Regions from separate parts of the Homo sapiens genome. Here region 2 is linked to region 1. The links are chromatin loops, found by intact Hi-C in ENCODE. Cell type or tissue: endothelial cell of umbilical vein. All regions are shown on one strand. Links, peaks and the distances in the headings refer to the core of each region. The heading gives the core; the rest is flanking DNA.

What was found. A loop is a pair of places that touch in the nucleus more often than their neighbours do. Peaks named below come from ENCODE experiments on the same cell type or tissue, not always from the same donor. Only the 100,000 strongest peaks of a DNase experiment are listed, where the experiment ranks them.
Region 2: it touches region 1 in a loop (5-fold over the local background); 6 of 110 quality-filtered maps call a loop at or near these places.

What each region holds. Positions count from the first base shown.
Region 1 is chr4:37,597,362-37,608,187 of GRCh38, forward strand. It overlaps a transcript of RELL1 not described here. Among named protein-coding and RNA genes, the nearest start is that of RELL1, 84 kb to the right of the region's middle. RefSeq lists an enhancer at 9,520-10,159. In endothelial cell of umbilical vein, for the core only: a CTCF peak has its summit at 5,806 (motif pointing right); DNase peaks (open chromatin) are centred at 4,380 and 5,860; H3K27ac peaks cover 559 bases.
Region 2 is chr4:37,661,117-37,671,942 of GRCh38, forward strand. The region is part of intron 1 of RELL1 (RELT like 1); the gene reads right to left. Among named protein-coding and RNA genes, the nearest start is that of RELL1, 20 kb to the right of the region's middle. RefSeq lists a silencer at 2,491-2,785 and enhancers at 4,953-6,152, 5,435-5,992. In endothelial cell of umbilical vein, for the core only: a CTCF peak has its summit at 5,890; DNase peaks (open chromatin) are centred at 4,615, 5,825 and 6,635; H3K27ac peaks cover 4,935 bases.

The DNA.
Region 1 (10,826 bases), core at 1,811-9,810:
TAGAATACTTGTTTAGTCAGAATCTGGCTACTTTGAAAGCACAACAATGCAATTTCTCTTGACATAAGTTACCAACTTAAAATCCCACACAAAAAAATCCATTTCTAGGTCCAACTCATTCTTTTCCATTCTCCAAAATATTCCTAAAGCTATGGAGAAAGGTAAACCTCAGAATTTACATAAATCAGGAAGAGTTCACAGGCCACAGAAGGTCCATAGCCTCTACTCATCAGCCGACGTGCTGCTCTCTCTGTCTTAGATGTTGATGCTTAGAAAGGAAACAAAAGCTTTAAATTACCAATTTCTGAAGACACAAGATCTAAGGTCCAAGGTTTTCATGGCATCAGCCATAAGCCGGGTGACAAACCATCAAGGACTGTTGTGGTTTTTAAATTAAAATTTACAGGGGCTGGGTGCCGTGGCTCATGCCTGTAATCCCAGCACTTTGGGAGGCCGAGGCAGGCGGATCACTTGAGGTCAGGAGTTCAAGACCAGCCGGGCCAAAATGGCGAAACCCTGTCTCTACTAAAAATAAAAAAATTAGCCAGGGCTGGTGGTGCTCGCCTGTAATCCCAGCTACTTGGGAGGCTGAGGCAGGAGAATTGCTTGAACCCAGGAGGCAGAGGTTGCAGTGAGCTGAGATCGTGCTGGTGCACTCCAGCCTACATATATATATACACATATATATAAAATGATATGTAATATATATATATCATAATATATATATATATATAACTCCTCCTATAGCTACTTTTCTGCAAATAACTGCATTAGTCATGAGTTCTTTTTGTTGGTTTTGTTGGTTGGCTGCAAATGACAGAAACCCAAACTAGATAACAAAAGAATTTCCTTGAATGTTCTGTTCTGGGAAACAAAGTGCAACTCTGTCTCAAAAAAAAAAAAAAAAAAAAAAAAAAAAAAAAGTTTATAGGAAGAAAATATATAGAGAAAAAATCTGCAAAGACATTACTTCAAAATAATTTGCCAAATATTAACGTAGAAATTGTATTCAGTAATTAATTTCTGGGAGCCAACAAGTTATGGGTTTTGGTATTTTGTTGTTGTTTTTAGTATTTTTATAGGTATGACTATAGCTTAACATTTTCAGTACTGCTATGTGTTAAGCACCAAATGCAGTCAGCCTTGTTCTAAGTACTGCACGTGAATCATCTCACTGAAGTCTACCGTGACGCCATGAGCTATAGGTATGATTGTCCCCATTTCACACATGGGAAAATGGAGGCTCAAACAGCTAAATAACTCATCCAGAATCACACAACCAGACAGTGGCAGAATCTCAACTGAACCCAGACTGAACAACAAACCGGTGCTTTTTTTTTTGAGATGGAGTCTCGCTCTGTCACCCAGGCTGGAGTGCAGTGGTGTGATCTCAGCTCACTATAACCTCTGCCTCCCAGCTTCAAGCGATTCTCCTGTCTCAGCCTCCCGAGTAGCTGGGATTACAAGCGTGCACCACCATGCCCAGCTAGTTTTTTGTATTTTAGTAGAGACAAGGTTTCACCGTGTTGCCCAGGCTGGTCTCGAACTCCTGAGCTCAGGCAATCCACCCACCTCACCCTCCCAAAGTGCTAGGATTACAGGCGTGAGCCACCGCGCCTGGCCCAAACCTGTGCTTTTAAAGGTGACATAATATGCCTCTCTGTGGCAACATCCATGTTGCCATTAGACAAAGATAAGGGCTGAATCAAAATGTGAGACAACCCAATTTTGTATATGTAAAATTGTATGTATTGTCAATTGGGATTAAAAGGGGGTTTTGTTCTGGTTCTAAGGAAGATTGTAATAAAGAATAGAAAAGTTAGTCAAGGCCTTGTAACCATAATAGGTCTGCTGCCCAACGTGCCGCAAGTCAATAGCTGAGACACGGGGTTGCCGCAGAGCAAGAGGTTTAATGGGAGGGCCGCTGAACGAGGAGATGGAAGGAAACCTCAAATCTGTCTCCCTGAGGAGTTTGGGGCTAGGCATTTTAAAGGGTTTGGAGTAAGCCTAAGTGTGGTGATAGTTGATTGGTCGAAGAGTACAGGGTGAAGTCATGGGACAGGGTGATGAAGAAACTGTATTCTCATGCTGATCCCATTTGTCTGGGTGGGTTGGCTGTCAGCTGTTTCACTGGAATTTGGGGGAAAACACCTTAAGCAATTCTAACAAAAGCTTTATGATTCTAATGTCAGAAATCCTATCTATAGGAACAATGGGGATGCACATGGCCAGGATCTAGTGCTACTACAGGACTTTTGGTGACAAGGAAGTGGGCCAAAGTACAGCCTGATTAATGCTTAATCCAGAATTCTTGTTAACCCTGTGAGGACAGCTTCAGCTTTATCTGTAAAATCTCTGAGACTGTCTACTGTCAATGGTATTTTTGCGGCAATCGTAAGACCATGAATTTCCTTTCCCTACAAAGGTTGAGGCAGATCCAGGGGCCATATGTCCCCACCCATGAACCACCCCTACATAGCTTAAGATTCCTTTCCTCAGTTTCATCATCTGTATAGTGGAGGTGATGGCTAGGCCCCTCTCTCGGCCATAATGAGATTTAAATGAGATAAAAAGTGCTTAGCACGTACCCAGCACAAAGTAAACAATAAATGTTAGATGTAATTTTGTCCGAGTACAGTGGCTCACGCCTGTAAACCCAGCACTCCGGGAGGCCGAGGCAGGCGCATCACTTGATGTCAGGAATTCAAGACCAGCCTGGCCAACGTGGCAAAACCCTGTCTCTACTAAAAATATAAAAATTAGCCAGGCGTGGTGGTGCACACCTGTAATCCCAGCTACTCTGGAGGCTGAGGCAGGAGAATTGCTTTAATCCAGGGGGCGGAGGTTGCAGTGAGCCAAGATTGCGCCACTGCACTCCAGCCTGGGTGACAGAGCGAGACTCCATCTCAAAAAAAAAAAAAAAAAAAAAAGTTAGATGTACTTTTATTATCCAGCGAAGGTCACTGGCCCACTTCTATGAGTAACACTCAATGCTTTTTTAAATAACTAGATCTTTGTTGCTACCCACCAAAGCTGTATGAATCACTTCTAATAATACTAATTTCTAAACTGGGTAAGTTCTGTTCTACCTACATCATTAATAATCGTCTAAAGGCAAAAATGCATCTTGGGGGCACTTCAATTTTAGTGTATTTTTATTCTCATTATCTTCATCATTTAACAATTGTAGAACACACGGGAATTTATCCTTTGAACTTTAAGTCACATTGCATTTGAAGTGAATATTTATAGCATTAAAATTGACCTTTCTTTTATCTTTCCTCATGCCCCAAATAAGATTTTATAAAATAAAATGCATTTTTAATACAAAACAGAAACCATGGAAGATTTGGGAGGGTTGATTGGTTATTTTGGAGAGGTTGTGTCTGGCTTGGGTTTTATTTAGTATGGATTTGTGCGTGTGTGTGTGTGTGTGTGTGTGTGTAGTTTTTGTTTGATTTGGTCAACACTAATATTCATCTGTAATAAGTAAACCCATATATTTTTTCAATTTGGGTATAATGTTATGATTTCAAGAGTATTTTGTCTATGATTTCTCAGCTAGATTAACTTAGGAATGAAAATAAATTGAGTTACTTTTAAACTCACTGAGATGCCTATGCTACATGCACATCTTGTCATAAAAGGGTTAAGATAAAATTTCAGCCTGAACAAACAGAGGAAGAGACCATGCTCCTTAGCTGGTAGATCTGGGTTCATTCAACATCAGTCAAGGCAAGAAAGTCATTCTTTCCAATAAGGCAGTTGACCTGCCATCAGGAGAACCTCAGGCCCCATAGGCTTTGCAGTTACATCTTGTACCTGGTTCCGCCCCCAGCCCACCTTCGAATGTTATAAACAATATGGCTGTGGCAGAAACATCAAAAACTAACTCTCAAAAGGCAAAATCCCCATCATTTATTCCACTACAGAGGGTTGGAACTTGGCATCTCTGTGGCCAATAGATTGTTCTGTTTCATCTGAGAGACCACTGAGTGAGCACTGACTGTGCCTGGCCTGTACTAAGTGCATTACACATCTGAGCTCATATGATCCTCACAACCACCCTAAAAGGCACATATTATCTTCATTCTGTAGTTAGAAGACGGGGTCCAAAGAGTTTAAGGTCACAGACAGCAAAGGCATCTGAATGCCAAATCTGTGCTCTTATCGGGAGCTGTAAGAATGAGCCCTGTGCCAATCCAGGAAAGATGGTGAAAGGAAATTCTCCTGAAGCAATAAAAGGAAAAGGGTTTGCAAAAGCATTTCACAACAGAAACCGCACCATGGCCAGGCCTTCTGGCGATGGAGTGAAGGCAGCTCTAGGAAGTCTCAGCTGCAGGGCTGGATGCCAGAGCTTCACTTTCCATGTGGCTCTATAACTCCTCCTATAGCTACGTTTCTGCAAATAACTGCATTAGTCATGAGTTCTTTTTGTTGGTTTGGTTGGTTGGTTGCAAATGACAGAAACCCAAACTAGATAACAAAAGAATTTCCTTGAAATGTTCGTGAAGTTCAGAAGGGCAACTAGGCCTTGGGGACAACTGAATCTGGGGCTTGAAAGCAACCAGGCTGGGCACAGTGGCTCATGCCTGTAGTTCCAGCACTTTGGGAGGCTGAGGTGGGCAGATCGTTTGAGCTCAGGAGTTCGAGACCAGCCTGGGCAACGTGAAAAAAACCTGTCTCTTTGAAAAATACAAAATAAAGTAGCTGAGCATGATGGCCTGTGCCTGCAGTCCCAGCTACTTGGGAGGCTCAGGTGGGAGGATTGCTTGAGCCTGGGAGGTCGAGGCTCTGGTGAGCCATGATTGTGCCACTGCATTCAAGCCTAGGTGACAGAGTGAGACTCTGTCTCAAACCAAAAAAAAAAAAAAAAAAGCAACCAGCACTGCCTGTCTTCCCTCCGCACATTCCCTCCCTTTCATCACACCAGGAAAGAAGACTACACAGCAGGAAATATGGTCTTCACCAGCCCCTAGCCCACAGCTTTAGCCACCAGAGCAATAAACCATTTTTTCCAGCCCATTTGCTGGAGAAAATGGTTTATTGCTCTGGCGGCTAATGCTGTACCTTTAGCCATGGGAACCCTCATGGGCTTCCCCATGAGGCTATGGAACTCTGTGGCTCAGTTCCACAGCAAGCAACTGGCCGGCTCAACTCGACTCAGACAAAGTTGTGTGTGCTGGACCAGTCACAGCCACTCTGATCAGCCGTGGGGGATGGACGCATGTAGACCCTTCACCAAGTTACCAAACATGCCGCTTACAGCAGTCGCGCCCTCGGTAGGGGTGGATGAGAAGACAGAGGATTTGCAGGCATTTTTCTGATCCTTAAAACTCCTGTGAGACAGGTCATTTTACAGATGGCATTGAGGCTCAGAAAGATAAGATACCTTTCTCAATGTCACACAGTGGTGAGTGTGGGGCTCAAACGCAACAGCAAAGGTCGTGCCTACTTCTCTGAGACCACACCACTTCCATGACAGCATTCAGCGCGCGGGGTTCCCTCCAAAGCGGAACCGAATCATTCTCACCAGTATCCAGGTAACACCTGCAGTGACACAAGCTCCCAGGTGAGAAAATGGAGCGTCCGATGAGAAAAACAATAAAGACAAACTGGCAGTGCCAGAAAATCAGTTAGAAAAAAACTAGACTTGAACCTTTACTCTCACAAAATAGCTAATGGTAGTCTTTCGTTTTTAAAGGTGGGCTTTTGTTTATTTATTCATTCAGCAAAAAATCACGAGTACTTTCTGCAACACCAGGGCTTGAAGGAAGATACAGCACCAACCCCCCAACGGCCGTGCAGTTCTCCGATTCGGCCAGCAGAGGGAGCGAAGGGCCAGCTCTGTGGGAGGACCTGCAGAGCTGGACACCAGCTGAACCGCGTGGGCAGCCACACCACCCCCTGGCCACGCCACAAAATGCCCAAGACAAAGAAGTCCCAGCTGTCCTTTAGGTGTTTAGAGCTACAGTGAGGGTACCCTGGGGAGATCTGAGAACAGTCCTGCAGCATGGTTCTGGGAAGATGAGGAGAGGAGGGAATCCTTGGGTAGAACCAACATGCCCCACCCAGACTAAAGGGTCGGAGGATCTAAGAACTGGCAAGTCAAACCTCAGATACAAAACATAGTCCTCTTTGACCACACAACACGCCCTCAGTGATACTATGCACTAAATCGCGCGACGCCATTTCCAAGCCCCCAACTCTACTGTCCTCAGTGAGACAGAAGGAAGGGTTCCCCGCCTTTTGGGGTGGAGGAAGCCTGGATGTGAAGACAGATTTGAAAAAGAAGTGCAGGAGCATTCAAGACCATGGGCAGGCCCCCTGGCAAATTCACCCAGGGGGCTGGTGGAGACTATATTTCCTGCTGTGTAGTCTTCTTTCCTGGTGTGAGGAAAGGGAGGGAATGTGCAGAGGGAAAACAGGCAGTGCTGGTTGCTTTTTTTTGTTGTTGTTGTTTGTTTGTTTGTTTGAGACAGAGTCTCACTCTGTCACCTAGGCTTGAATGCAATGGCACAATTATGGCTCGCCAGAGCCTTGACCTCGCAGGCTTAAGCAATCCTCCCATCTGAGCCTCCCAAGTAGCTGGGACTGCAGGCACGGGCCATCATGCTCGGCTACTTTCTTTTGTATTTTTCAAAGAGTCAGGGTTTTTTCACGTTGCCCAGGCTGGTCTCAAACTCCTGAGCTCAAGCAATCTGCCCACCTTGGCCTCCCAAAGTGCTGGAACTGCCAGGGTGGGGAGCTTGCTGAACCAATTGTTCAGGGCCAGCGTTGTGAGGCTAGCGTCCGTCACCATGGGGAACAGAAGGGTCATATGTGCCACATTGCCAGCTGCCCACTACTCCCCTAATGAGCCAAGAAAGACATGAAAGCCAGTTAGTGACCAAACGTCCCCATTCTACATTACACATGTACTAGAGGGGATATCAAAAAGGCCAATTAACCAAAAACTAAGCCCGTCGTCCCCAAGTGACCCCTTTCAACTATAAATCGGGATTGGAGGAATTCTAACATCCATCCTAGTGCACACATTCTGAGTTTCTGGTTCTCATGTTGTGACTTGGTCACAAATGACCAAATCAACCTTTCCACTTCCTCAGCATAAGCTGTTATTGATCATCTTGTTTTCAAGGACATACACACGCGCACACACACACGCACACTCCAAATCAGAATCCTATGAGGTACCACACAGAGTGAAGTTTGCTGTCTATACATTTTAAAAATCTCAACCAGGATATGAAGGAGAGATGGAATGCAGATGGTGACAAATGACTCTGTGTTACAAATGAGTCACATTACCATGCAGAAGCGGGTGGGGAACAAAGGAGCTGACTTAAGAAACTTTGGCAAATACAGTTTTGACAGAATACTGTAAGGCTAAAAACAAGAACCACACACACACACAGACACACACAGACACACACACAGACACACACACAGACACACACACAGACACACACATACACACAGACACACACACAGACACACACACACAGACACACACACACATACACACAGACACACACACAGACACACACACACACACACAGACACACACACACAGACACACACATACACACACAGAGACACACACATACACACAGTACTTCAGTTGGAAAGTGTGTTTCTCACAGTAATATATTTTCAAACTACTTAATATGTATGCTAGTGTTGAATAAACATGTAAAAATATCATAGATAATAAGAGCCAGGTTTCCTCACTGTTGGAGAAGAAAGTTACAAATAAGGAAAGCAGGAAGCTTAGAACGAGTACTATGGAGCAAGCCTGGAGTCAGAAGTAGCAGTGTGGGCACATGCTTTTGTTTTACAGATAGATACAAAAAATACATAAAGATGTGTGTATCCGCATGGGTTGGTGTGTGTGTATGTATATATGTGTGTACAGGGGGCCTAGTAGCTGTGACATCCCAGCATCAATGAGGACACCTAGTCCTCTTTATTTCTAAACATCATTGTCCAATAAAAGGAACCAGGGCTCCTTGGGTTAGTGGTTGATTTCAGGGCTGGGGCAAGGAAAATACAAGACAAGATGAACCTGGAGAATCTTGTGGTGCCAGAAAGTAATAAAGGGCTTTCAAAAAAGAAAGGACCTGTAATCCTAGCACTTTGGAAGGCTGAGGTAGGTGGATCACTTGAGGCCAGGAGTTCAAAACCAGCCTGGCCAACATGGTGAAACCCTGTCTCTACTAAAAATACAAAATGTAGCCAGGTGTGGTGGCGTATGCTTGTAATCCCAGCTACTCAGGAGGCTGAGGCAGAAGAACCACTTGAGCCTGGGAGGCAAACGTTGCAGCGAGTCGAGATTGTACCACTGCACTCTGGCCTGGGCGACAGAGTGAGACTTTGTCAAGAAAGAAAGAAAAAGAATAAAGAAAGAGAGAGAGAGAGAGAGAGAAAGAAAGAGAAAGAAAGAAAGAAAGAAAGAAAGAAAGAAAGAAAGAAAGAAAGAAAGAAGGAAAAGAAAAGAAAAGAAAGAGAAAGGAAAGAAGGAAAGAAAGAGAAAGAAAGGAAGAAAGAGGAAGGAAGGGAGGGAGGGAGAGAGAGAAGGAGAGAAAGAGGAAGGGAAGGAGAGAGGGAGGGAGGAAGGAAGGGAAGAAGGAAGAGAGGGTAGAAGAAAGGAGGAAGAGAAAGAGAAGGAAGGAGAAAGAAAGAAAAAGAAGAAAGGGAAGGAAGGAAAAAGATGCAAGAAAGGGGAAGGATGGAAGGCAAGAAGAAGGAGGAGGAGGAGAAGGAGGAGGAGAAGGAAGGAAGGGAGAGAGAGAAAGAAAAGAAAGAAAAAAAGGAGAAAGAAGAAAGAAAGAGAAAGAAGAAAGAAAGAAGGAAAGAAAGAAAAAGGAAAGAAGACAAGAGAAAGAAAGAAAGAGTGTGTAATAGGTGGAGGAAGGAGAAAAGTAAAGGATGGAACCACATCAAGGGACATGGGCACCAACCTGAAAGGGCTCCTACCACAGACATAGCCACTGCAGCCAGGATCCACCAATGGTTGGTGTGGTGGGTTGAATGATATCCCCCACAAGACCTGTTGATGTTGAAGTCCTACCTTCTGAGACCTGTGGATATGACCTTATCAGGAAATGGGTTCTCTGCAAATGTAATCAAGTTAAGATAAAGTCATACTGGATTAGGGTGGACCCTAAACCCAATGCCTGGTGTCCTTGTAAGAGCAGAGGACTCCCTCACACAGGAAAGAAGACACAGAATGCCAGAATTGCCAGCAACCATCAGAAGCTGGGAGGGAGGCATGGGCCAGATTATACCCCAGAGATATCAGAAGGAATCAACCCTGCAGACACCTTGACTTCAGGGTCTGGCTTTTTAGACTGTGAAAGAATACACTTCTGTGTTCTGGGGCACCCAGGTTTTGGTAATTTGTTATGGTAGCCCTAGAAAACTCATACAGATGGTAAAATTAATGTGTGAAAGTTTAAGCAGAAATAAGATATTGGCCTAATCTCTAAGTATCTCCCATCTAATATTCATTAATTACAAAGGGAAAATAGTAACTTTACCAAAATGAAACCTGGCAGACACCACCTTGGGCAATGATGAAGATTGACATCACGGGTAATATGTACCATCACGTTCCTGACATGATTCAATGGGAAGGGCACATCACCTGTATGGTGTCCCTTCCCTTATGCAAAACCTCCGTCTAATCACAAGAATCAGCTGAAACACCTAGGTTGAGGGAGAGTCTACAAAAGAACTGATCAGTACATTCGAGTGTCAAGATCACGAAACACAAGAAAAGACTAAAGGGCAACCACAGATCAGAGGGGACAGGATCCAACAACTAAATGCAGTGGGTGATCCTGGAACAGCAGGGGGACATTAGTGAGACAATGGATGCAATCCAAAGAACGTTGTGGTTTAATGAATGGTACTGTACCACTGTTAGTTTTTTAGTTGTGATCACTTTTTTATAGTTAAGATGGTAACATACGGGGAAATGGAGGGAAGGGTTTACATGAACTCTGTACTGCTTTTGCAACTCTTCTACAAGTCCAAAATTATCTTCAAATTTAAAAAGCAGTAACAGGCATACCTCATTTTATTGCACTTTGCTGTAGTGTGCTTTGCAGATATTGTAGGGTTTTCTTGTTTGTTTTTGTTTTGTTTTTTAATGAACCGTACGTGTGTGGCAACCCTGCAAGTCGAGAAGGTCCATCAGCACTTTTCTTTCTTTTCTTTTTTTTTTTTTTTTTTGAGGTGGAGTCTTGCTCTGTCGCCCAGGCAGGAGTGCAGCGGCACAATCTCAGCTCACTGCAACCTCCTCTTCCCAGGTTCAAGCAATTCCCCTGCCTCAGCCTCCCAAGTAGCTGGGGATATAGACACGCACCACCACACCTGGCTAATTTTTTTCTTTTTTTTGTATGTTAGTAAAGACAAGGTTTCACCATGGTGGCCAGGATGGTCTCGGTCTCCTGACCTCGTGATCCGCCTGCCTCGGCCTCCCAAAGTGCAGGGATTACAGGCGTGAGCCACTGCGCCCAGCCATCAGCACCACTTTTCCAACAGCATGTGCTCACTCATGTCCCTGTGTCACATATGGGTAATTCTTGAAATATTTCAAACTTTTCAATTAATTATTATTATATCTATTATAGTGATCCGTGATCAGCGATTTCTGATGTTACTATTGTAATTGTTTTGGGATGACATGAACTGTGCCCACATAAAATGACAAACTTAATCTGTAAATGCTGTGCATGTGTGTTCCAACTGCCCGACCAACCAGCCGTTCCCGTCTCTCTCCCTCTCCTCAGGCCTCCCTATTCCCTGAGACAAAATATTAA
Region 2 (10,826 bases), core at 1,986-9,985, 64 kb after region 1:
AATCTGTAACTAGTCCACCTAGTTATACCTACTAGGTGTACTAGTCCACCTAGTAGCCTCTCAGTCCTACTTTGGTAGAGCTAGGACCTATTATCTAGTCAGTAGCTAACAGCTTACTACTAGTGCAAAACAACCTGTTTTAAGTTAATTCTGTTTGTTTGTTTGTTTGTTTGTTTGTTTTTTGAGACAGAGTCACTCTGTCACCTACGCCAGAGTGCAGTAGCACAATCTCAGCTCACTGCAACCTCTGCCTCCCAGGTTGAAGCAATTCTCCTGCCTCAGCCTCCAGAGTATCTGGGATTACAGGCGCACGCTGCCACACCTGGCTAATTTTTTGTATTTTAGTAGAGACGGAGTTTCACCATGTTGCCCAGGCTGGTCTCAAATTCCTGAGCTCAGGCAATCCACCCACCTTGGCCTTTCAAAGTGCTAGGATTACAGGCGTGAGCCACCGCACCTAGCCAAGTTAATTCTTTAAATACAGTTTAAATCAATTGCCCACAATAATAAAAGAAGAGAAACCAAAGCAAATTCTACAAAATAAAATCATCCCCAAATTATTCCTATTTGGTTACAGAGATAACTAAAGTCACAGTCTCTAAGACCATCTACCCACAGTGGCAATCATAAAGACACAGCATTTGCCCAAGCTCAAGAATATGTTGTAGAGAGAACAAATGGGCTTAAACAGAATTGGAGAACACTGTAAGTCAGTATATAAATAAGTGCTGAACTCTGTAGTGAAACTTGAGGCAGCTACCAGCTTCCAGACAATTCCTAGACAAACAGCTGCTACAACCCCACCTTTCCCCGAAAAGGCAGCTATGACTGGGCAGGGAGGGGACACCCAGATGGCACCCACCTGCCAAAGTCCACCCACCCATGAAACAAAACCCCACCCAACGCCAGCTGCATACAGTCCCTCAATTACTTTTATTTTGTTAAAATTCCTGAAATGCTACCATGAGTCATGAGCCCTGGAGTCTGATTCTGGGTTGCAAAGACCACTCTGGGAACAGATGGAAGCTCAGACAACTTCCCCAATAAAACGTGCAGAAGTCAGCAAAGCCTAGCTATAAATCCTTATTTTCAGATGCATTTGGCTAATGGATGCCTTGAAAAATTATCATTACTAATGATAATTATCATTTTTAATGGGAAAATGCATTTCAACTTACAATCTACTTACTCAAAAGTAGTATTTGGGGCATAACCTATCCTTAAGCTGGGGCTTTCTTCTTAAATACCACATAGATTGAGAAGGGAAGTAACAAAGATGATCCAGAAAGAAAAAGGACTTTATGCTGAGCCTCAACAGAATAACTGAATTTGGCTGGACAAAAAGGGAACAGGACACTCTTGACAGGCAGGAGGCTGGGGCACTCAGAGCATTCCTGAACCCCGGGTTGCTACCAGAACAAAGGACTGAAACTTGAGTGATGTCAATATAAAGAAACATCTTAAAAAAAAAAAAAAAGATGAAATCTAAATATTACCATCCCTGGCTTCAATTTGAACTGAAGAGAGAAAAATAACTTTGCAGAGTCAGATAAAGTCCCTAGCCTACTCCACACTGTCTCGGGTTTACCATTTGAAGTTATTTCTTAAAGCCACAGAACTCCAACACAGATGACAGCTACAGCCACCCCCATCCCCCCATCTTCCCCCACCTCCCACCTCGCCCAAAGCTCCGTCTTGGGAGGAAATTAACTCTAGGATCCCGGTGTCTTGAGAGGCCAAGGACCTCAACTTCTGGACTCTTCCAGAGTATCTCAAACAATGGTTTGCATTCAGGATACAACAGAAGGCTCATCTGACCTGGCCTCACCCCAGACTGGAGCAAGGTCAGCTTGCCAGTTATTTGCTTTGGGATACAGGCCAGGAAGCCACCAACTGTGCCTCTAAGACAGAAGACTGAGGAGATTCCCACAGACCCTCACTGATGGCTGCACACATCAGTGGGGTCCTCAGAGAGGGGCGTGAGGAAAAGCAATACCCGTGGGGCTCAAGGACTGGGAGGGCTCCCTGCTGACTCTCTCCCCATCTTCTTTTCCTGTTCTCCAGCCCCTCCCTCCCTCTTTCGCTGCCCCTCCTCCTTTTGCTATTTTTGGTGCTGTCCATTTGGGGACTTTTCCAAAGTCTTTATTTACTGATAGCACCGTCTGTCTCCTGGGAAGGGGCTGGGTGGCTGCACAACAGGAATGGAGAGAGCCTCTGACTAATGGCTCTTGCGAACCTTTAAAATTACACATTATGTCCACTCAAGAAAGAAATGGAATTCTGAAGAAGTCATTTGTTTGAAGTGACCTTAAAGCAACAGGGCTTCAGAAATCTAATATTTGCTTCAGATTATTTCTGAAAGGTGGTACGTCATAAAGAATGAGTTGCTACTTTAATTGTCAATCGCAGCATTCACACGGGGTGTTAGTGGTGTCAGGCAGTGTTCTGGATGCTTCCTGGGCAATCTCATTCTTCCCTCGCAGCATCTGTAAGGAAGCATCTCTCATTACCCCCATTCGCAGATGAGGAAAATGAGGCACACGGGTTCAATAACAAGCCTCGGTGTGTAGGAGGACAGGATCCAACCCAGACAATGGAATCCCGGGGCCCACACTCTTAGCCATGTTGCTTAACAGTGTCTGTAAGTGGCGGTGGCCTTGGGTTTTATCTAGTGACACATGCATTTAGGTGGCTTTGTTAAACTGTCACCAATGAACCACACAGCTGGGCTGCATACAGGTCAACATTCACCCACCCAAGGCCCTTAAACACTAAGAAGCTGCCTCTCTCCAATGACCCTATGATATACGATTAACACTGGAACTTGCACATATCTTCTTCTGGTGTAAAAATCATCTTCATAAAAAAAAGACTGAAGTCAGCTGTAGGTGAATGAAATTTGTAGTGGCTTCATTTTTTAAAAACCTTCATAGCACAAAATTTCCCAATATTAATTTTAACTGCAAAAAACAAAAGATCGACCGGGCGCAGTGGCTCATGCCTGTAATCCCAGCACTTTGGGAGGCCGAGGCAGGTGGATCACAAGGTCAAGAGATCAAGACCATCCTGGCCAACATGGTGAAACCCCGTCTCTACTAAAAATACAAAAATTAGCTGGGCATGGTGGCACGTGCCTGTAGTCCCAGCTGCTTGGGAGGCTGGGGCAGGAGAATTGCTTGAACCCGGGTTGAACCTGGGAGGCAGGGCTTGCAGTGAGCTGAGATCCCATCACTGTGACAGAGTGAGACTCCATCTCAAAAAAAAAAAAAAATCACTCATGTATAACTACTTCATCTCCCTCTATAACTATCATAAAGGTAAAAGTAAAAGACCTTTCTCTAGCTATTGAAAAGCACCTTATTCACAGATGCATGTGTTCACATTATTGCTCAAAAACTGTTATTCAGTGGTTGCCACAAACATAATTTGTACTAGCAATGTTAATTACATGGCATCTAAAAATCTTTCAGAAAAAATATTTAAAAAGAAAGGAGAGGAATAAAGAAAATTTTCAATCATACACATGAGATAGGGACACACAGTACAAGATATAAAAGTTCCCACCCAAATAACACACTTTTCAATGCACTTTCACATTCATTCTTTTATTTGAAATCCCTAATCCCAAGAAGTTAGGTAATATCATCATTCTGTAAATAAATCAGTGGCCTACATGATATCACTGGGTCGAGGCAGAGAAATGAGCCAAGCAGAAGAACCAAAGCTTAGGAGGACATTTTCCCCACCCACCTCACTACAACAGCGCACCACTCAGACATACCACGGTCAAAGGCAGGAATCCCAGCAGGACACAGAACTCGCCGGAAAACCCTGACTGAAGTCAAACACCTCTTTCCCTAAGTGGAGGTGGGGAAGTGAAGGTTTGTACCTCTAATCCCTAACACAGTTCCTGCAACACAGTAGGAGTGCCTGAAACATCTGCTGCAGCAATGTTATATGTGAAAGCAAATTCTCTCATTGCAGAAGGGCTCCTGGGTAATCAATCAAGTCCCCAAGTTCACAGTAACTTTATAAGCAGTTTTGTTAAGATCCTATTTGGTAGAACAGAATATCCAGTGTACTTACACCCCATTTGCCAAATGCCAACAGTTTTTACAAACATAAATAAGTAGATTCTTTTCAGAGCTGGACAACTGATACACCCCACTGCTTCACCCCCTTGTTGGGTAAGTCCTTTCTGAAGGATGTAAATATACCAGCATGCTCCTGGGTTCATCGAAATCAACAGAAGTTTCCAGTTTGCAAAGATCCAAAAGAAAGGCTATAAATAGCAGCACATTCCTAAACCCAGCTTGGGGAACTAGCTCTCAACTGGATTTTCACAGGACTCCAATTCATCCCCAACTGCCAGATCCATAAGGGGACGCTAAATCCGAGCTTACACAACCTCACCAAAGGCTACTGCCCAATTTCCACGTGGCTGCGAGTCCTAACAGAACTGTTCATGTATATTCCTTGCAAGAGGCCAACCAAGAACTAGGTTAGAAATTATTTAAACTATGGGAGGAAGTCTAAGTAGCAAGGGCCAGAAAAAAACCATCAAATAGGAGGAAACACGCCATCTCAGCCTGTCTCCAGTAGCAACGGGAAGAAATGGGGTCAAAGGGGTGCTCCTTTAGGAAATCAGTGAATTCCCTGAAGCTTACAGAGAGCTGGTGCAGGAAACCAGTCCTTGGGGAGCTAGATCCCTGGTTTCTGGGCACAACTGGCACCTGTCAGGGTTAGAAGTCCAGCCAAGTCATTTCTACCCTGCAGAATAGGACATAAACTAATCACATGGGGAAAAAATGGGTGGTGCTGAGCTGGCTGGAGGGAAGCAAGGGCGTCAGAAAGGAAGACTGGCCCAGCACCCGACCAGGCAGAGGGAGAAAGAGAGATGGTGACTGATGCCCCTGTGGAGTGTTGGGGGTTTATGATTTCCAGATCCAGGGCCTCTAGGATGCTCAACTACTTTACCACCAACTGCTAACAGCCACTAACCTTTACTGGAATTTTTACTTACATTATCATTTCTTATCTCTACAACTCTGAGATAGGTGTTAATATTAAACCCATCTTAGAAATGGAGATGATCAAGAACAAAGTATTGAAGCTGAAGTCACTCATCTGGGAAATGGCTGGGCCAACATTTGAACCAAGGTCTGTTGCACGCAGGGCCAACTCTGAAGCAAGACTACTCCCTATGAAGCATGGAAGCAAAAGCAGAAACTGGCTTTTTTCTTGGCTGCACTGTGTTCAATTTGTTTCCTAGCTGTGAAGCCCCAGGCAAGGTCAATTAGCATCTCTGTGCCTCAGTTTCCTCATCCATAAAATAATAATAGTTTCTAAGCCTTATATGAGATTACTAGGGTTTATCCAAGTTAAGACTTGATAAATGCTAGCCATTATTGCTGTGATTATTATTATCTGTGGTAATAAGAGCAAAGCAGTTGCTATCCTCACCAAGCTCACAGCTCAGCTGGGGATATAAAATCAAACATCCAGAAAAGGACAAGGAATCACATGAGCTGGGCTGGAAGGGGCAGTGTTAAATGTGGGGTGCAGAAAAGATAAGCCCTGGGGGTGAGTGAGCAGCGACCACACAGCACTGCTCAGGTGGTACCACAAGGCCAGGCAGGCACCCACATCCCCACATGCAAGCCAGTGTTTCTCTTCCTTCCAGGAACAGGAAGCAGATAATGACTAAACAGAGAACTACAAAAGTCCTAAACGAAGGGTTTTCCAATTAGTCACAGGTTAGGTCGGGCAATGTTCCTGCAAGACAGGCACGTGGGCTGGCTTCTGAGAACATAGGAACTGGAAAAGGAAGGTGAGTAAATGTTGAGCTCCAAGGATCTGTCCCGGCTGAAGTCCCCTGGTGTGAAGTCCCCGCTACTGCTGTTAGAGAAAGGGCAAAGTAAAGGAGGGAGTAGGAAAGAAAATAAAGGTCACTTCAGAAAAGGCAAACGAAGGAAAGATTGAACAGAAGTAACCAGGAAAACCCTAGACGTAGGGAAGTCAATGTTAAAGAAGAGAAATGAATGTCACTAGCATGAAACCCAAACAAGAACTCTGAAAACCAGTAGCAACCAGTGAGACACACAGAAAAAAATACTATTAATAATAGTCACATATTGATGTATAATGTGTACAGTTACTATTTCAAGCATTTTTCAGATATTAACTCATTTCATCCTTACAATAACTCTATGGGGTAGCTTCTATTATTTCCAGCCCCATTTAAAGATGTAAAACTACAGAACAGAGAGGTTAAGTAACCTATGCCAGGTCACACAGGTAGCAAGTATCAAAGGTGACTTTAATCCAGGCAGCCTGGCTCCAGAACTCCACACTCTGCTCCATTACTGCTGAAATGTGAGGGCTCACAGTTTCAACATTCAGTAAAAGTCCATGGAATGGGATTCTCCATAGCTCATCTCTATTATAGATACTACAGGGTTCACGTAGTAGAGTTAGAGAAGGTAGAAAACCTACAGATAATCATTATCCCTGTAACACAGCAATAAATCTACAATGACAGAATGGCATTTCCTAGTGAGTCAGTTATTAGGAAGAGAAGGTACATTTAAAAGTTACGTTCTTTCCAAGTCAATTTATCTTTTTTTTTAACCAAGTGCTAATTGTTAAAAAGTAATTCTGCTGCCATTTGTAAGATACAAAATTAAAATGCTACCCTGATCTACATATAACACTGATGAAACAGTTGGTTACTTCTCAGAAATCCTAAACTTCCTTTGCACTCTTAAAACAATAGAAACACTTTGTATGAAGGGATCAGATTTGTCATCACCCACTTTGTCCAAAATGATCTCAATTGTGAATGAAAAATGTTAAGTGAAAAAAAAACACATACAAAGCAGTATTTAGAGCTTAAATGGTCCCAGTTTTTATAAGAAAAAAAAAGACATCAAAATGTTATCAAAGTGGTAAGATTATAAGTCATTTTTTTTCTTTAGTGTTTTGTGTCTTAGCATTCCCCACATTTCCTTTTATTTTAATTATTCACAGTAAAATCACAAAATGTTTTTCAAAAAAGGGAGGAGGTATGCACAGAAAAAAAGGAACCCCCTCCCCCTCCCCCTCCCCCTCTCCCTCTCCCCTCTTTCCACGGTCTCCCTCTGATACCGAGCCGAAGCTGGACTGTACTGCTGCCATGTCGGCTCACTGCAACCTCCCTGCCTGATTCTCCTGCCTCAGCCTGCCGAGTGCCTGCGATTGTAGGCCCGCGCCGCCACGCCTGACTGGTTTTCGTATTTTTTGGGTGGAGACGGGGTTTCGCTGTGTTGGCCAGGCTGGTCTCCAGCTCCTAACCGCGAGTGATCCGCCAGCCTCGGCCTCCCGAGGTGCCGGGATTGCAGACGGAGTCTCCTTCACTCAGTGCTCAATGGTGCCCAGGCTGGAGTGCAGTGGCGTGATCTCGGCTCGCTACAACATCCACCTCCCAGCAGCCTGCCTTGGCCTCCCAAAGTGGCGAGATTGCAGCCTCTGCCCGGCCGCCACCCCGTCTGGGAAGTGAGGAGCGTCTCTGCCTGGCCGCCCATCGTCTGGGATGTGAGGAGCCCCTCTGCCTGGCTGCCCAGTCTGGAAAGTGAGGAGCATCTCTGCCCGGCCGCCATCCCATCTAGGAAGTGAGGAGCGCCTCTTCCCGGCCGCCACCCCATCTAGGAAGTGAGGAGCGTCTCTCCCCGGCCGCCCATCGTCTGAGATGTGGGGAGCGCCTCTGCCCTGTCGCCTCGTCCGGGATGTGAGGAGCGTCTCTGCCCGGCCGCCCCGTCTGAGAAGTGAGGAGACCCTCTGCCTGGCAACCGCCCTGTCTGAGAGGTGAGGAGCCCCTCTGCCCGGCCAGCCGCCCCATCCAGGAGAGAGGTGGGGGGGTCAGCCCCCCGCCTGGCCAGCCGCCCCGTCCGGGAGGGAGGTGGGGGGGTCAGCCCCCCGCCTGGCCAGCCGCCCCGTCTGGGAGGTGAGGGGCGCCTCTGCCCGGCCGCCCCTACTGGGAAGTGAGGAGCCCCTCTGCCCGGCCAGCCGCCCCGTCCGGGAGGGAGGTGGGGGGGGGGGTCAGCCCCCTGCCTGGCCAGCCGCCCCGTCCGGGAGGGAGGTGGGGGTCAGCCCCCCGCCCGGCCAGCCGCCCCATCCGGGAGGTGAGGGGAGCCTCTGCCCGGCCGCCTCTACTGGGAAGTGAGGAGCCCCTCTGCCTGGCCAGCCGCTCCCTCCGGGAGGGAGGTGGGGGGGTCAGTCCCCGGCCCGGCCAGCCGCCCCGTCCGGGAGGGAGGTGGGGGGGTCAGCCCCCCACCCGGCCAGCCACCCCGTCCGGGAGGTGAGGGGCGCCTCTGCCCGGCCACCCCTACTGGGAAGTGAGGAGCCCCTCTGCCCGGCCACCACCCTGTCTGGGAGGTGTACCCAACAGCTCATTGAGAACGGGCCATGATGACAATGGCAGTTTTGTGGAATAGAAAGGGGGGAAAGGTGGGGAAAAGATGGAGAAATCGGATGGTTGCCGTGTCTGTGTAGAAAGAGGTAGACATGGGAGACTTTTCATTTTGTTCTGTACGAAGAAAAATTCTTCTACCTTGGGATCCTGTTGATCTGTGACCTTACCCCCAACCCAACCCTGTGCTCTCTGCAACATGTGCTGTGTCCACTCAGGGTTAAATGGATTAAGGGCGGTGCAAGATGTGCTTTGTTAAACAGACGCTTGAAGGCAGCATGCTCGTTAAGAGTCATCACCACTCCCTAATCTCAAGTACCCAGGGACACAAACAATGCGGAAGGCCGCAGGGTCCTCTGCCTAGGAAAACCAGAGACCTTTGTTCACTTGTTTATCTGCTGACCTTCCCTCCACTATTGTCCTGTGACCCTGCCAAATCCCCCTCTGCGAGAAACACCCAAGAATGATCAATAAAAAAATAAATAAATAAATATAAAAAAAAAAAAAAGAAAGAAAAAAAGGAACCTGTTAAAAAAAATACCTCCCAAGTATAATTAACATTTATGTTTTCTTGCTGGAACTCTGGGGCATTTTTTTCTCTTTTTCTACTTTTTGCAGTTTCTAAAATGTCCTGATCATAATCGATAGTTTTTTTTTTTAACTGTAAGTAACAGTCAATGAGGAGCCATCATTACTATAAGGTTGAACCATATGAAATTGTCACTGTAGTGTCAGAGTAATATTAATAGTGTAGACAGCGGTAAACCAGGATACTGGAAATCCCTTAGTAAAGAGACTACTAAACCTACAATCCATCATATTGACATTTTAGATGTTTCCATTGGTTGGAGGCAGAGACAGTGCTATGAAATCTTTGGTGAAAACCACAGGAAACAAGAGTCAAAGAAAACCATATAGTAGTATAACTTCTACTTTATTACACTATAAAACACAATGTAAACACATAAATAGTAAAGAACAGCCTGATAATTTTTTTTCTTTCCCACTAAATCTTTTTTTTTTTTTGAGATGGAGTCTCACTCTGTGGCCCAGGCTGGAGTGCAGTGGTGTGATCTCTGCTCACTGCAACCTCTGCCTTCCAGGTTCAAGTGATTCTCCTGTCTCAGCCTCCCAAGTAGCTGGGACTACAGGCACGTGCCACCATGCCCAGCTGATTTTTTGTATTTTTTTAGTAGAGACAGGGTTTCACCATGTTGGCCAAGATGATCTCTATCTCCTGACCTCGTGATCTGCCCGCCTTGACCTCCCAAAGTGCTGGGATAATAGGCATGAGCCACCGCACCCGGCCGCCCCACTAAATCTTTTAAAAACACTTTTGAGCCTTTATCTTCTAAATAGTAAACTATGCAATTTCAGAGAGATTATTCCAGCCCCAACGTTTTCATATTATGAGTTGGTTTTTCCCAATAGGAAAGACTTGTCTGTTCCATTTTTCCTAAACCCAGTTCTCCAACACCAACCGGGTGTCCCACAATTCAATTAAATTCTGATACCACCTAGCATTTAGTGCAGACTCCACAGGTTAAATACTCAATCCCACAAGACTGACCCCACTTCAGATGCCAGCCGCAAATGGGGTCCCCAGGCTAACTGCACTTCTGCCTAGGGACTACAAATTGGGGGCTTTCCATGACCCCCCTCAATAAGTTTGGCATTTTGCTAGAATTATCAGAGGCGTTTGAACCAGAATAACTCCATCTTGAATAATGGCTGGGTAAAATGAGGCTGAGACCTACTGAGTTGCATTCCAGGAGGTTAGGCATTCTAAGTCACAGGATGAGATAGGAGATCAGCATAAGATACAAGTCACAAAGACCTTGCTGATAAAAGGGTGTGGTAAAGAAGCCAGTGAAAGTCCACCAAAATCAAGACTCAATGAAAGTGACCTCTGGTTATCCTTACTGCTCATTATATGCTAACTATAATACATTGGCATGCTAAGAAACACTCCCACCAGCACCATGACAGTTTACAGATGCCATGGCAATGTTGGGAAGTTACCTATATGGTCTAAAAAAAGTAGGAAGCCTCAGTTCTGAGAATTGCTCACCCTCTTCCTGGAAAACTCACGAATAATCCACCCCTTGTTCGGCGTATAATCAAGAAGTAACCATAAAAATAGCCAACCAGCAGCCCCGAGGGCTGCTGTGGAATAGCCTGTGGAATAGCCATTCTTTATTCCTTTACTTTCCAATAACCTTGATTTCACTTTACTCTACGGATTTGCCCGGAAGTCTTCCTTGCACGAGGTCCAAGAACCCTCTTCTGGGGTCAAGATCGGGACTCTTTTGGGCAACAATGACTCACAGAATTCAGAAAATCCCTACACTTATGATTACAGTTTTATTATGAAGCATAC